2 separate regions of the Homo sapiens genome follow, and region 1 is linked to region 2. Evidence: read pairs that join two places in POLR2A ChIA-PET (ENCODE). Cell type or tissue: Caco-2. All regions are shown on one strand. Links, peaks and the distances in the headings refer to the core of each region. The heading gives the core; the rest is flanking DNA.

Region 1 (6,584 bases), core at 1,676-5,675, 130 kb after region 2:
ACTTGCGCCAGCAGATCCTCTTCTACCAGCGGGTGGGCCAGCAGCTGGAGAAGACCCTGCGCATGTATGACAACCTCTGACCGCGTGTGCCTGGGCCCCCTCCTTCCCCTGGGCCTGGTCACTGCAGTGTACCCCACTTTCCCGACCTCCCTATACCAGCAGTGACTGGGGGAGGGGTCAGCGGTGGGGGAGATAAGCGGCCTGTCCTGCCTCCTGGGAGAAGGAGCTTTCAAGGAGTCATGGGTGCCCCTGGGAAATTCCCCACTCCTTAGAAGTGGGGCACAGCAGGGGTGAGAATAGAGTCAGGAGCCCTCGAGGCCAAGGCCTGGGCTGCCGGTCAGTCAGTGAAGGTCAGGCCAGGGTCTCAGCCTCCCCTAGAGCCTATTTTGCTTGCTCACCTGGCCACTGCTGCCTTATCCATTCAGCAGACACCGAGGCCTGCTGCACCCTTGGGTCGGATGCTGGGCACCCAGGGCTGTGACATGCCTGCTCTTCAGGAGTCCTCAGTGAAGGTCGGGGTCAGACACAGACAGAGTCAATGCAGTATGACTGATGTTTAAGTGAGGGATTTCTGGAAGCTCATAGAAGGGACCACAGCATTCCACTGGTCAGGGAAGACTCCATAGAGTAGGCAACATTTGGGCAGTGTTTTGAAGAATGACAAGGGCCTGCCAGACAGTACATGGGGGAGAAGGACTTTCAGGGGAGAGGAACAGCATGGGCAAAGTTATGGAGGCATGCAAACATCTCCCTCTTCTCTCCCTTACTTTCCAAGCAAGTTAGGTACGCTTTCCATGGGGATTCTGGCCTGTGTGGTAGGAAGGGATCTCCCTTGCTCCCATGTTGCTGGCTGTCCGTACATCACCCTGTCCCCTGCAGGAGGGGGCTACAGGCCATCTCCCTCCTGTAGGCCTCTGACTCCCCTCCACTTTTGGGCCCTCAGCTTATCTCGGGCAGGGGACCATTGCAGCATCCTCCCCTCCTCGGACTCAAGGTGCTGAGGTATAAGCCCTGGGCCCCAGATCCCTGGTGACACCTTCCTGGAGAAGACTCTCAAAAGTGACTGTATATTTGAGTTCACCAGCAATAACTCCCCACACTCGAAGCAGGTCCAAACCCAGGATCTCAGGGTCCTTGGGCTCTGTGGCACTGTCTTCCCAAGATCCTTCCTGTTGCACAATGGGAAACCTAAGAGGAAAAAGACAGGGGCCTGCTTGCCCAGCCATGCGAGGGATTCCATGCCCACCTGCCCTCTGTCTGCCTCGCTGGAATGTGGGCCCCTGCTCCCCGTCAGGTTGTGCTGTCTCTGACCTATGTTTACATCCCCGAGGGGTTTCTGCCTCCTCCCCACCCAGGTCAGGGTGTGGTCCAGCAGCTTGCTGTGGGGTGCTGACATGTGTCACCACTGCCCCCCTTGCCCCCGGGGGGGTCATGGTCTCCTCCTGGATGCTGCTCCTTGAATCTTTTTTCTTGATAAACCTTTTACAATTAAGATAACACAAGCATGACTTTTTCTGTTTGGATCCCAGAAAGGCGGAGGGCAGGAGAAGGATAGAGCCCTAATTGCTCCTGAGAGCCATTGGATGAGATTCTGAGGTCGTGGTGGGCACAAATTTTCCACAGAACCTCAAAAGTTCAGGGGAGGGCTATGCTGGTGGAAGGTGCCAGCAGGCAGGAGGAGCTAGAGGCGGCTGTGGACCCCTGGGTGGATCCATCCCTCCCTAGAACGCACTCTTGTCTCTAAAACAGGTGGAGTGCTGCCCAGGGGACTGGCTGTACTGCCTTGTGATCTGGGGCTGAGGGTTGTATGAGGAAGGGACAGGACGCTGTGCCCTAGGACAATTAATAGATGGTGGCTCCTCTCCCCAAGGAGCCATGCCCTGGCCTTGCCCTTGAAAAGCCCTAGTCCAGGGGAGGGAAGTGGGGGACTCAGAAGCTGTGTCTCTTCCCCAAACCGTCCTGGGTACCCAGCCCTGCGGAGGCTCCCACATTGGAAACTGAAGAGGACGCTGGCTGTTGGGGGTGCCCTGATCAGGATGAGCGGACCTTGCTCTTGGATCTGTTCATCCACAGATGAGAGGAGGGTACTGGTTGAGACTTGGCTCTCCTTTGGAGGCAATGGGGACTTGGTGGAGGGAGGGCTTCCAGGGTCAAGGCCGTCAGGGAAGGTTGGCTAGACCAGGGACCAGGGAGCTTGTGCAGGAAGATGGAGAAGGGCCAGCAGGTGCGGTGGGGGAAGGGGCGGGCAGGACTCCCTGTTCAGGGCATAGCGTCCTCAGAGGAACTTCTGGAATGGGTCCCCCTGGCCCTTGGTCAACATTAGGTCAGATTTGGGACTTTCTGAGGAATTTTCCCCTCTCTCCACCCTGCCCCATTTTCTAACCCATCCGAGGAACTTCCCGCCCTTAACCTCTTCTCAGCTCTGCCATCCATGTAGCCATCTGCAGAAGGGGCTCTGAGCAGTGGGGGCTGGGCCAGGCCGAGGCAGGGCTGGTGGGAATGCTCCTCCTAACCCATGGTGCCTGGAAAGTCCCCTGCTCATGCTTCCTGCTCTGGGAACAGTGTTGTCCTCTGTGTGCCTTCCTTGAGAGGGGACCACCTCCCAGGCCTTCCATCCTCAGGGTGAGGCCATCAGTCTGATACTTTTCTCAGGAGGGACTTGGATCCAGGAGAAGCATCAGGAAGTGGAGTCTTGGGATAATGCCAGGCCTGCTCCTGGTATCCTGAGGTCTCTGGGCTGGGGCAGGTGTGTGTGTGGCAGGGAGGGAGGCTGTCCTGGCCCTCCTCTCTCTTTTCTTTCTGCCTCTATGGGGGTGGGGGTATTGGGGGAACTTGGGGCCGTTCTGGGGTAGCTAAGCCCCTTTCAGCAGGAGATTGGGGGACCAGTGTTGGGGGCATCCTGGTGATGGCCGATTCCTGCCTCGTCACATGCCAGGCAGATGTTCCCGACTCGGCTGGACCCAGCTGCCTCGTTTCCTCCCTTACTTTGCTCTGAGGGGGTGGAAAACAAGGCTTCTCTTTCTGCCCTGGACAGCTACCAGCACCCGGGGTAGGGGATCCCCTGGTCACCAGTCTTGGCCCAGTACAGGAAAAGGAATCCGCTTTGTGGCCACAGATGGGGGCTGGGGATGGAAGCAGACCTCAGATCCTGCATCTCTTCACCCGCTGGACACAGGAGGGCTATGAACCACTGTGCCGTGGCTGCACCACTGGCTGGAGCAGAGCCAGGCCTGGGAGAGGCAGGTGGCCCCATCGGCCCCTGCTCTGCACCACCCCTCCCAGATGACAGAGCCATATGTCTTCCACGTGTCTACACACTCACAGACTCACGAATGTAATCGCTCAGTCTCACAACAAGCACACGCAGTCACACACCTGCCCACAGGCACATACGCCACATAAGCATGCCTGTATGCTCACACAGTCATACTGCCACACGCTATTACACATTCACAGCCACAGCCACACATGCCTTGCCATCCATTCAAAGCACCAGTGGCTACTTTGTCAGACACAGCCACACCACAGTCCTATGCACATGGTCATAGCCTCACACAGTGACACATACTCGGGCACACACCGCCACAAAGCCATGCTTGCACAGAGCAAAGGTGTCATAAGCATCTCTGTGCCTGGACTGCACCTGCATGACCTCCCAGGGTCCCCACCTCATCAGAGATTAAGGAGAGCTTTGCTTGGAGACACCACCCCTGGAGGGGGTGTCTCCAAGGGGGAGTAGAGCCAGTCACAAGCACCACATACAGGCACACAGCCTGAGGTCTAGGGATGCAATTGGGATGACTGGATACCACCAAGTTCAGCTCCTTATTGAACAGATGGGCGCCTGAGGCCCAGGGAGCAGTGGTGGCTGGCCTTATCACCCAGCAGGGCAGGGGATACTCTGGGGCCAGAGCCTGGCTCTGGGCAGACTCTGTTTCCTGGCCCTGCCCTCCCCTGGGCCAATCCTCTGGGCCAGGCTGCCTCTGAAGGCCCCTGGCTGAACCGATCCAGCAGAGCTCCAGGCAGCTCCCTTCTCAAGCTAGAGCTGAGCTGCAGTGGCCACGGGAGCCGGAGCCAGGATGCGGTGGGCAGGGCCTAGGCCTGGGCGGGAGGAACATTCCTGCACCATCTCCTCCCCAAGCATGTGAGGACCCAGCCCGCCCTGCCCGCCTGCCCGCTGACTCAGGCCTCCAGGAGCCAAGCCTGCTCAGCTCCCCCACCCACCCTAACCTGCTTCCCCACTAGTTCGGCTCTGGTTCCCCTCTCCACTGGCTGGGGCAGGAGAAGACGGTGAGCCCTGGTAGGAAGACCATGGGGAAAAATCAAACCTCACCACCCCCCGACATAGCTCAGAAGGGCTGATTGTGAAACCCAGCTCTGTTCAACATAGTTGAACACAAACTTTTTTTTTCTTTTGGTTTGGTTTTGTTTTGTTGGTCAAACCCCAGTGCAGTGCAGTCTGTTTAAGAAGTAGTGTCGCATAGCTGTGGCCTGGATCTGCTCAGCAGCCCCAGTAGGCAGCATTTATTCCCTTTCGCAACAAAGAGACTGAGACTTGGCCAGAGGGAAGATGGGACCTGCCTAGGTTCACACAGGGAATCTCTGGCGGGGCTGGACTCAAACCCAGCTCCCTGCCATCACTCCTTAGAGTCACACTGATGAACTCATTTAGGGCCAAAGGAAGAAGGGGAGGCAGATTTCCCCTCTAGATGAGTGAAGGGATAGGAGGCTGGTGAACCCAACGGCTGAAATGTGAAGGGTGAGAGGGTAGGGTGAGTCCCCCCAGCCCTGAGGGATGAAGGGTCTGAAGATGGCACTGCACGGTGACAGCTGCAGTGACTCAGGAGCTCCGTTTACAAAGGAACATGAGTGAGGAACATAACTTAATTTTTTTTTATATCTGACCTGAATTTCTGTTTTCCTCCCCCATTCCCCACATGGTAGAAGTGTAATCTCACATCAATTTGGGGACCCTTTCTTTCCCCAGGGATGTGTAGAACTTTTGGGGATGGCACATTTGAAGACCTTAGGGAGCTTTGCATTTTAAAGGCTGAATCCCACACTCTATCATACATATTAATATTTACCTGCATTCCACATTAAAGGGTTCAGTTTATGACTTGTGTCCTGTCTTGTAGATACTTAATTAAACGGTATTAATTTTGATTTTGCCCCTTTCTGTTGGTGCTCTGCTCTCTTCCCTCCTCCCCGCCCTGCCCACCCAGCAGCACACATTGTTACGGGTTGCTTCTTGCAGAACTCCTGGACCTGGATGCTGCCATTGGGCCTGCGATGCCCGCCATGGTCCTGGTCAGCATTGGGCCCTCCGATCATCTTGCCCTGCCTCCTGCCTTTCCCCTGCATGCTCCCTTGATGCCCATCCTGAGTCTCTGTGTGTCTGGCTCTTCTCTGCTCTTGGGCACTCAGGGCTCCTTCCATTTGCCCTGTACTAAGGGGCTGATAGAGGTCCTTTCTGTGGCCTGTGGCCCCCTCTGGGGCCTGTGGTCATCATTCCACAGCTCCCACTTCGCAGTCAAGCACAGGGAGCTCTGGGGTGCCGCTTAGACACCCCATGCCACCCTGTTTCTTCTGGGATCTGGCTCCTTTCTTGGGGTTCTACCTGGGATGGGGGTATGAGTCCCACTGCTTCGGAATCTCCCAGCCTCTGGGGATTCTACTATCTCCCAGTGCAGGCAGCACTGTGATGGGCACTGGATGGTCGTTATTTTACAACCACCCCATGTGCAAGAGATTATTACTGTCATTTTACACACCAGGAAATGGGGTCCAGCGAGGGGGGTGCTGGAGTAGCCAAGGCTGGTGCGAAACAGTACCCAGGCCTGGGCTACCTGTGCTGAGAGGCAGATGGCCAGTGCCAGGGCCGGGTGTTACAGGCTGGCGGAAGCCTGGAGGCACCTGGAGCCTCTTCTGGGCTGACCCGCACCCCTTGCTGCCATTTGGCAGGAGTGCTCTGGGGTTGGAGCAAGGGAGTATGAGGCTCCTCCATATAGCCCTGCTGCCCCCAGATAGCAGCAGCCCCCACCCCAACCCCATTCCTTTCCCTCTACCGCCCAGAGGCAAGTGCAGATCCTGACCAGTGTGGCCTTGCTGTAGGGATGTTTCTTAACTGCTTCATGCTTCTGTTTCTCCACTGAGAGGGGAGTTCCAGATGGCTGTTAGGAGGGTGACGTGAGCAGAACACATCATCTGGGCAGTGCCTGCACAGCCAGCGCCACTGAGGAGCAGGTGGGGTCATCAGCCTGAGTAGAGCTGGAGCAGCCCTGGGGAGAGAGAGTGCTAAGAATATTGGTACCCCCACTTCATAGGTTGGAAAACTGACTGGGCAAGCCCTTTAAAGCCACACAGTGGGTAGATGGCAGAGCTGGGCCTGGAACCAGGCCCCCAACCACCCCCAGACCTTTAGCCTTGCCCCGTGTTGCCACACTGCCTCCGTGGGGAGCAGATTCCTTGGGGTCCTTGGCTGTCATTGTACTTGTCATCCAGGGCAGGAGGGGTCCGCTGGGCCACTAACAGTTACATATACCAACATATACAGGATAGCACAGCCCAAGGTTAAGAGCCCC
Region 2 (6,700 bases), core at 481-4,480:
GCATGGTGGTGCATGTCTGTAATCCCAGCTACTCAGGAGGCTAAGGCAGGAAAATTGCTTGAACCCAGGATGTGGAGGTTGCAGTGAGCCAAGATTGTGCCATTGCACTCCAGCCTGGGTGACAGAGCAAGACTCTGTTTCAAAGAAAAAAAAAATGGCTGGGCGTGTTGGCTTATGCCTGTAATCCCAGCACTTTGGGAGGCCGAGGGCAGATCACGAGGTCAGGAGCTCGAGACCAGCCTGGCCAATATGGTGAAACCCCGTCTCTACTAAAAATACAAAAATTAGCTGGGCATGGTGGCATGCGCCTGTGCTCCCGGCTAGTCAGGAGGCTGAGGCAGAAGAATCGCTTGAACCAGGAGGTGGGGTTGTAGTGAGCCAAGATCGCACCACTGCACTCCAGCCTGAGCGACAGAGAGAGACTCCATCTCAAAAAAAAAAAAAAAAAAAGAAAAGAAAGAAAGAAAGAAAGAAAAAGAAAGGGAGGGCTAGGCACGGTGGCTCATGCCTGTAATCCTAGCACTCCGGGAGGCCAAGGCAGGAAGATCACTTGAGGCCAATTCAAGATCAGCCTGGCCAACGTAGTGAGATCCTGTCTCTATAATAGATATATATATTACATTATATATATTACATATTATATTATTATATATTATATTATAATATATAATATATTATTATTATAATAAAATATATATTATAATAATAAAAATATATATTATAATATATTATATTATAATATATTATAATATAATTTATTATATAATATTATTATATTATAATATATTATATATTATTATATTATAATATACTATAATATATATTATTATATTATAATATACTATAATATATATTATTATATTATAATATACTATAATATATATTATTATATAATATACTATTATATATATTATTATATTATAATATATATAATATATATTATTATATAATATATATAATATATATTATTATATAATATATATAATATAATATATTATTATAATTATTATAATATAATATATAATAGAATATATTATAATATATCATAATATAATATAATATATATTATAATATATTATATATTATGATATATTATATATTACGATATATTATATATTATTATATATTATATTATATATTATAATATATATTTTTATTATTATAATGTATATTTTATATTATATATAATATATATAAGAAAAATAAAGAGAAAAAGCATAATAGCAATGACCTACTTCGGAGTCTTGGCAACAAGTCCTACCTTACAAATACAATTCAAATTGCTACACACTATTTAAACAACTGGCAAACTAAAATCCCAGGAGAGTCAGCAATACCTCATAACAGAGCATCTGATTCATCCCCCAATTTCTAGGAAAGGACAAAAGTACTTTATAAACCCCAGGAAAGTCTAAACGGCCTGAGGCTGCACCTGAGCTTTAGAGCCTTACGATTAAGGCAACATAGCTTACACCATTGGAGAAGGAAAGAACCAGCAAAACCAATCAGGCAAAGTGCATGAAAAGAGCCAAGAAATAAAGGCCATGAAGAAAAGCTTTCAGAAGATCATTCTGGCCTGGAACCAGCTGAAGCCACGCCAGAGAAATGAGTCCCAGAGAAGACAACAGGACAAACTTAGAATGCTCCTTCAGAAAATAGTTTGAATTGCCTCTGTGGAGTGAGTGGCCAGCATCAAAATGAGGAAAGATGGAAGGAAAAAGAAGTGAGCACAGAAAGATCCCAGAAATAAAACTCTAGCCAGTCAGTAAATTCCCCAGGAGACATGGTACCTGTTTTTGTTTTTTGTTTTTTCTGCTTTTTTTTTTTCTTTTGAGACAGAATCTCGCTCTGTCGCCCAGGCTGGAGTACAGTGGCGCAATCTTGGCTCCTGGCAAGCTCCACCTCCCGGGTTCACGCCATTCTCCTGCTTCAGGCTCCCGCCACCACACCCGGCTAATTTTTTTGTATTTTTAATAGAGACAGGGTTTCACCATGTTAGCTGGGATGGTCTCGATCTCCTCACCTCGTGATCCACCTGCCTCGGCCTCCCAAAGTGCTGGGATTACAGGCGTGAGCCACCACCCCCGGCCGAGACATGGTACCTGTTTTTTAATTAACCTATTATCCTTTAAATACAGTTCTCTAGTGGGCCTCTCTGATGTTGCTTATAGAATAAAACACCAGAATAATAGAACATATTTTTCCTGCTACTTAGCTGGGTATACAATTTCTAATAAAAAATAATCAACGGATAAATCAATGTATAAGTAGAAGTGGAAAATGTAAATGACCAAGAGGTGATATGAACTCATCACATATCCATCTGTTAAGATAAATTTTCATTTTTTGGCTGGGCACAGTGGCTCGCCCCTGTAAACCCAGCACTTTGGGAAGCCAAGGTGGGCAGATCATGAGGTCAGGGGTTCGAGACCAGCCTGGCCAACATAGTGAATGAAACCCTGTCTCTACTGAAAATACAAACAATTAACAGGGTGTGGTGGCAGGTGCCTGTAATCCCAGCTACGTGGGAGGCTGAGGCAGTAGAATCGCTTGAACCCAGGAGGCAGAGGTTGCAGTGATCCAAGATCGTGCCACTGCATTCCAGCCCAGGAGACAGTGCGAGACTCTGTCTCAAAAAAAAAAAAAGATAACTTTTCATTTTTCATAAATAAACCATGTCCTAATAAGAGAAAGGCATGCAGGTTTCACACACTTCCTTCAAAGTACATCTTGCCTTCCTTTTTATTAAGCTCAGTTCCTCCAAGGTCCTTAATGTTCTGTAGCTCCCAAGAGCTGTTGCCTTGAGCTGACCTCTGTCCCCCTGCTGGTCAGGATGTTATTCTTGGCTTTAAGCACAGGAACAATTCCTCCTGGTTTGGCCTGACCAGGCCTTGCATGTAGAGTCCAGTGTACTATAAACAGTGATGTGATATTTACAGATACAAATACACATGCGTAGCACCTGCTCTGTTCAGCCTCAGATTCACCCTCCTGCACACCCATCCCTCTGGTGGAAGAGATGAACCTCTAAAAGGAGTCAGAAAGAATGGCCTCATCTTCAACAACCTTCCTTTAGACAGTTAATCAGATTTCTCCCTCTGCTTACACATAGGTTTAACATGACCACTGAGTACAAAGTAATTTGTAGCTCTGCTGGTTACCAGAAAAACAAGTCCCAGCAACTTTAATCAGCAACACAGTCTTCAGAAGGGATAATTGAAATTCTCAAAATTAAAACTCAGTTTATTTCCTAGTGAAAGAAAGAATGAGCCAAAAGATGAGTCACAGCTTAGAAAATATTTTAACTCCAGGACAATGGTTTGAATCTATCTATGCTTATGAAACACAAGTTGTTAACACCTGGCAGCTAAGGAAGAGCTGGAGTTCAAACAGCTCTGGTCTTCCTTTGGGATAAGGTCTGAATTGATATATGGAGAAACTAACATTACCACTTACAACCCTCCTTAACCAGTTTTTCAGGTAAGGGTAAGATTTGTTTTGTTTTGCTTTTTTGAGACAGGTTGTTGCTTTGTCACCGAGGATGGAGTGGAGCAATCATGGCTCACTGCAGCCTCGACCTCCTGGGCTCAATTGATCCTCCTGCCTCAGCCTTTCCAAGTGGCTGAGACTACATGCACACGTCACCATGCCTGGCTAATTTTTGCATTTTTTAGTAGAGATGGGGTTTCACCATGTAGCCCAGGCTGATCTCGAACTCCTGGGCTCAAGAAATCCACCTGCCTCAGCCTCCCAAAGTGCTGGAATTACAGGCATGAGCCACCGTGCCTGGCCTCAAGGGTAAGATTTGTTCCTGCATAGTCAAAAAGCATACTATAATTATCTACTTCTCCCACAACCATGTTTAAATAAATAAAAACAAGTTTCTTGACTATGGCCATGAAGATAAAGATACTAGAGAACCTGCTATAAAACAGCTGAGAAAGCTGTCAATTAAGCAGGGTACACCCTGGACACAATTCATTAGTGTTGAAATAATGGTATCAGAGAGAATAAAACCAACAACATAGCCTCCATGTTACATCAAACTCCCAAGAGCAGCTATAATTTTGAGATGAGCTTTGGGCAAGGAACTAGCCACTCAAGAGGACAAGAATAATGTGCTGGCACTCTCAGTTCCACAGGTAGTACCTTAAATCCTATATCCCAAGACAACCTAGGAGAGTGAAGAGCCAGACCTGTAAGAAACCTGCTCTTGAAATAAACAAAAAACTTCTGTCTCCTGAAATATCAGTTACCTAGCAACAAAGGAGAAAGTTTAGTGTGGTTTTGGGGATTATAAAGAACCAATCCATCTTCTTATTCACTACTGTGTGTTATTTGGGCAAGTCATTTAACCTCTCTGAGCCACAATTTCCTCACCTTGAATGAGAAACGGATGGAAGAGCACCCACTACCATACCTAGCACTTGGTAGTCTCTGAATGGATGAATGTTCATTCTCTTTTTTCTTTACTCTGGTCATTTCACACTAAAACTTCTTTCAACAAAGATAGAATTTCTTAGAATCATATGACCTCTGTTGCTTCCCTTTAGTCTGTATCAATGCAATCTCTCTAATCCATTTTATACAAAACCATACATTTAAACTAGAAATATGTGTTCAGGCTGGGAGTGGTGGCTCACATCTGTAATCCCAGCACTTTGGAAGGCCAAGGTGGGAAGACTGCTTGAGCCCAGGAGTTAGAGACCAGCCTGGGCAACATGGTGAGACCCCATCTCTACAAAAAAATTTAAAAATTAGCCATGCATGGTGGCACATGCCTGTGGTCCCAGCTACTCGGGGGGCTGAGGTGGGAGGAGTGCTTGAGCCTAGGATGCCAAGGCTGCAGAGGGCCAAGATCATACCACTGCAGTCCAGCCTGGGTGACTGAGTGAGACTCTATCTCAAAAAAAAAAAAAAAAGGCCAGGTGCAATGGTTCACGCCTATAATCCCAGCACCTTGGGAGGCCGAGGCAGGTGGATCACCTGAGGTCAGAAGTTTGAGACCAGCCTGGCCAACAGGGTGAAACCTCGTCTCTACTAAGAAAACAAAAATTAACCAGGTGTGCTGGCTTGCGCCTGTAATCCCAGCTACTCAGGAGGCTGATGCGGGAGAATAGCTTGAACCCAGGAGGCAGAGGCTGCAGTAAGCCAAGATCATGTCATTGTACTCCAGCCTGGGTGACAAGAAAGAAAGAAAAACAAAAGAAATAAACATTCAACTGAAAACGATTTTTTTTTTTTTTGAGACAGAGTCTCACTCTGTTGCCCAGGCTGGAGTGCAGTGGCGTGATCTCGGCTCACTGCAAGCTCCGTCTCCTGGGTTCACGCCATTCTCCTGCCTCAGCCTCCTGAGTAGCTGGGACTACAGGCGGCCGCCACCATGCCTGGCTATTTTTTTGTATTTTTAGTAGAGACGGGGTTTCACTATGTTGGCCAGGATGGTCTCGATCCCTTGACCTCGTGATCCACCTGCCTCGGCCTCCCAAAGTGCTGGGATTACAGGCCTGAGCCACCGCGCCCGGCCTCAACTGAAAACACTTTTTAAAGGACCAATTATTCCTTATTCAAGGCTCTGTGGCTATAAAGAAAAAGCTGAGGCCAGAAGTATTTAGACTTCAGTTCCCATCTTTTTGTCCCTACTCTCAGACTTCTCTGGCAGCTCCAGAGATTAACAATGCCATCCTAGGCACAAGCTCCTTTTAACAGCGCAAACTATGGAGAGGTCTCAATACAATAAAGAAACAGGTGTTGATTACAGGTGTTGTGCAGAACAAACACCATGAAAAAATGCAGTCAGTCATCCTGCAATGAAGACCTAAATAAGGAAAGTGATTCAAGATAAGATGCAATGTCTGGCTTTTAACAAATTTGAAGATACTTCTGTATTTCAACAAATATGCCATTTCTCCATTATTTCAGTGATGGATGCATTAATGAACTACCTTCCTCTCATGACCTGTTTCCCCCCTCTCTCCTTCATTGTGATTACTGCCTTTTTATATCTATTGATCTCTTCAGCCCATATTAATCTGCTAGGTGAGACTCTGAGCAAAGACACACTGGTTTGCTATAAGGCAGCAAGAGGTTTGATGAATTTCCAAACTAAAACTACGATTTTTCCATAAGCACTTTGTTAATGTACCAAAAAAGGAAACAAATCCAGTCCCTTTAATATTTACTGGTTTATCTCAAATATTTTCCACTTCTCAGGAAAACATTGCCTTTTCTTAAAATGTGATTTTAAAAGAGATAATGCTTTCTTAAATAGGCTCTTACTGCATTTGGGAAAAGTTTTAAGTATATTTTCTGATTTTATCGTATTATAAAACAATGTAATAACAAAAATTTGCAAAAAGTAAAAGGCCAGTCATAATCTGTGCACACACACATTTAAAGAAAAACTTAAGGGAAGGGGAAAAGAAAGGATTAGTCAAACATTCACAACAAATATTTGCTGAGGGCCCATTCTGTGCTAATCAGTACAGTAGTTGTTGAGAAGACACAACATAGATCGCTTCTTGGCCTTTCGCTAAGATCAAGTGAGAAGACACAACATAGAGACATAAAGACCCTATTCCAAGCAGTTTACAATCATTTAACTATGGAGACAGATGTATAAATACATCTTTACCACATAATGTAATAAATTCTAGGAAGGTTCTATGAACAGAATGCTATGGGATTCAAACTCTCTCTA

The links. Peaks named below come from ENCODE experiments on the same cell type or tissue, not always from the same donor. Only the 100,000 strongest peaks of a DNase experiment are listed, where the experiment ranks them.
Region 1: POLR2A ChIA-PET joins it to region 2 with 5 read pairs; 4 of 35 experiments call an interaction of 5 or more read pairs at or near these places.

Annotation. Positions count from the first base shown.
Region 1 is chr15:75,657,136-75,663,719 of GRCh38, forward strand. It overlaps SNX33 (sorting nexin 33), which reads left to right. Exons shown (of 2, transcript NM_153271.2): 2 at 1-5,166. The coding sequence ends at 80. Among named protein-coding and RNA genes, the nearest start is that of SNX33, 13 kb to the left of the region's middle. RefSeq lists enhancers at 1-256, 257-756, 2,729-3,302, 4,451-5,024. In Caco-2, for the core only: no CTCF peak of the experiment used is centred there; a DNase peak (open chromatin) is centred at 4,146.
Region 2 is chr15:75,529,769-75,536,468 of GRCh38, forward strand. All of the region lies in intron 1 of PTPN9 (protein tyrosine phosphatase non-receptor type 9), which reads right to left. Among named protein-coding and RNA genes, the nearest start is that of PTPN9, 46 kb to the right of the region's middle. In Caco-2, for the core only: a CTCF peak has its summit at 2,820 (motif pointing left); a DNase peak (open chromatin) is centred at 2,853.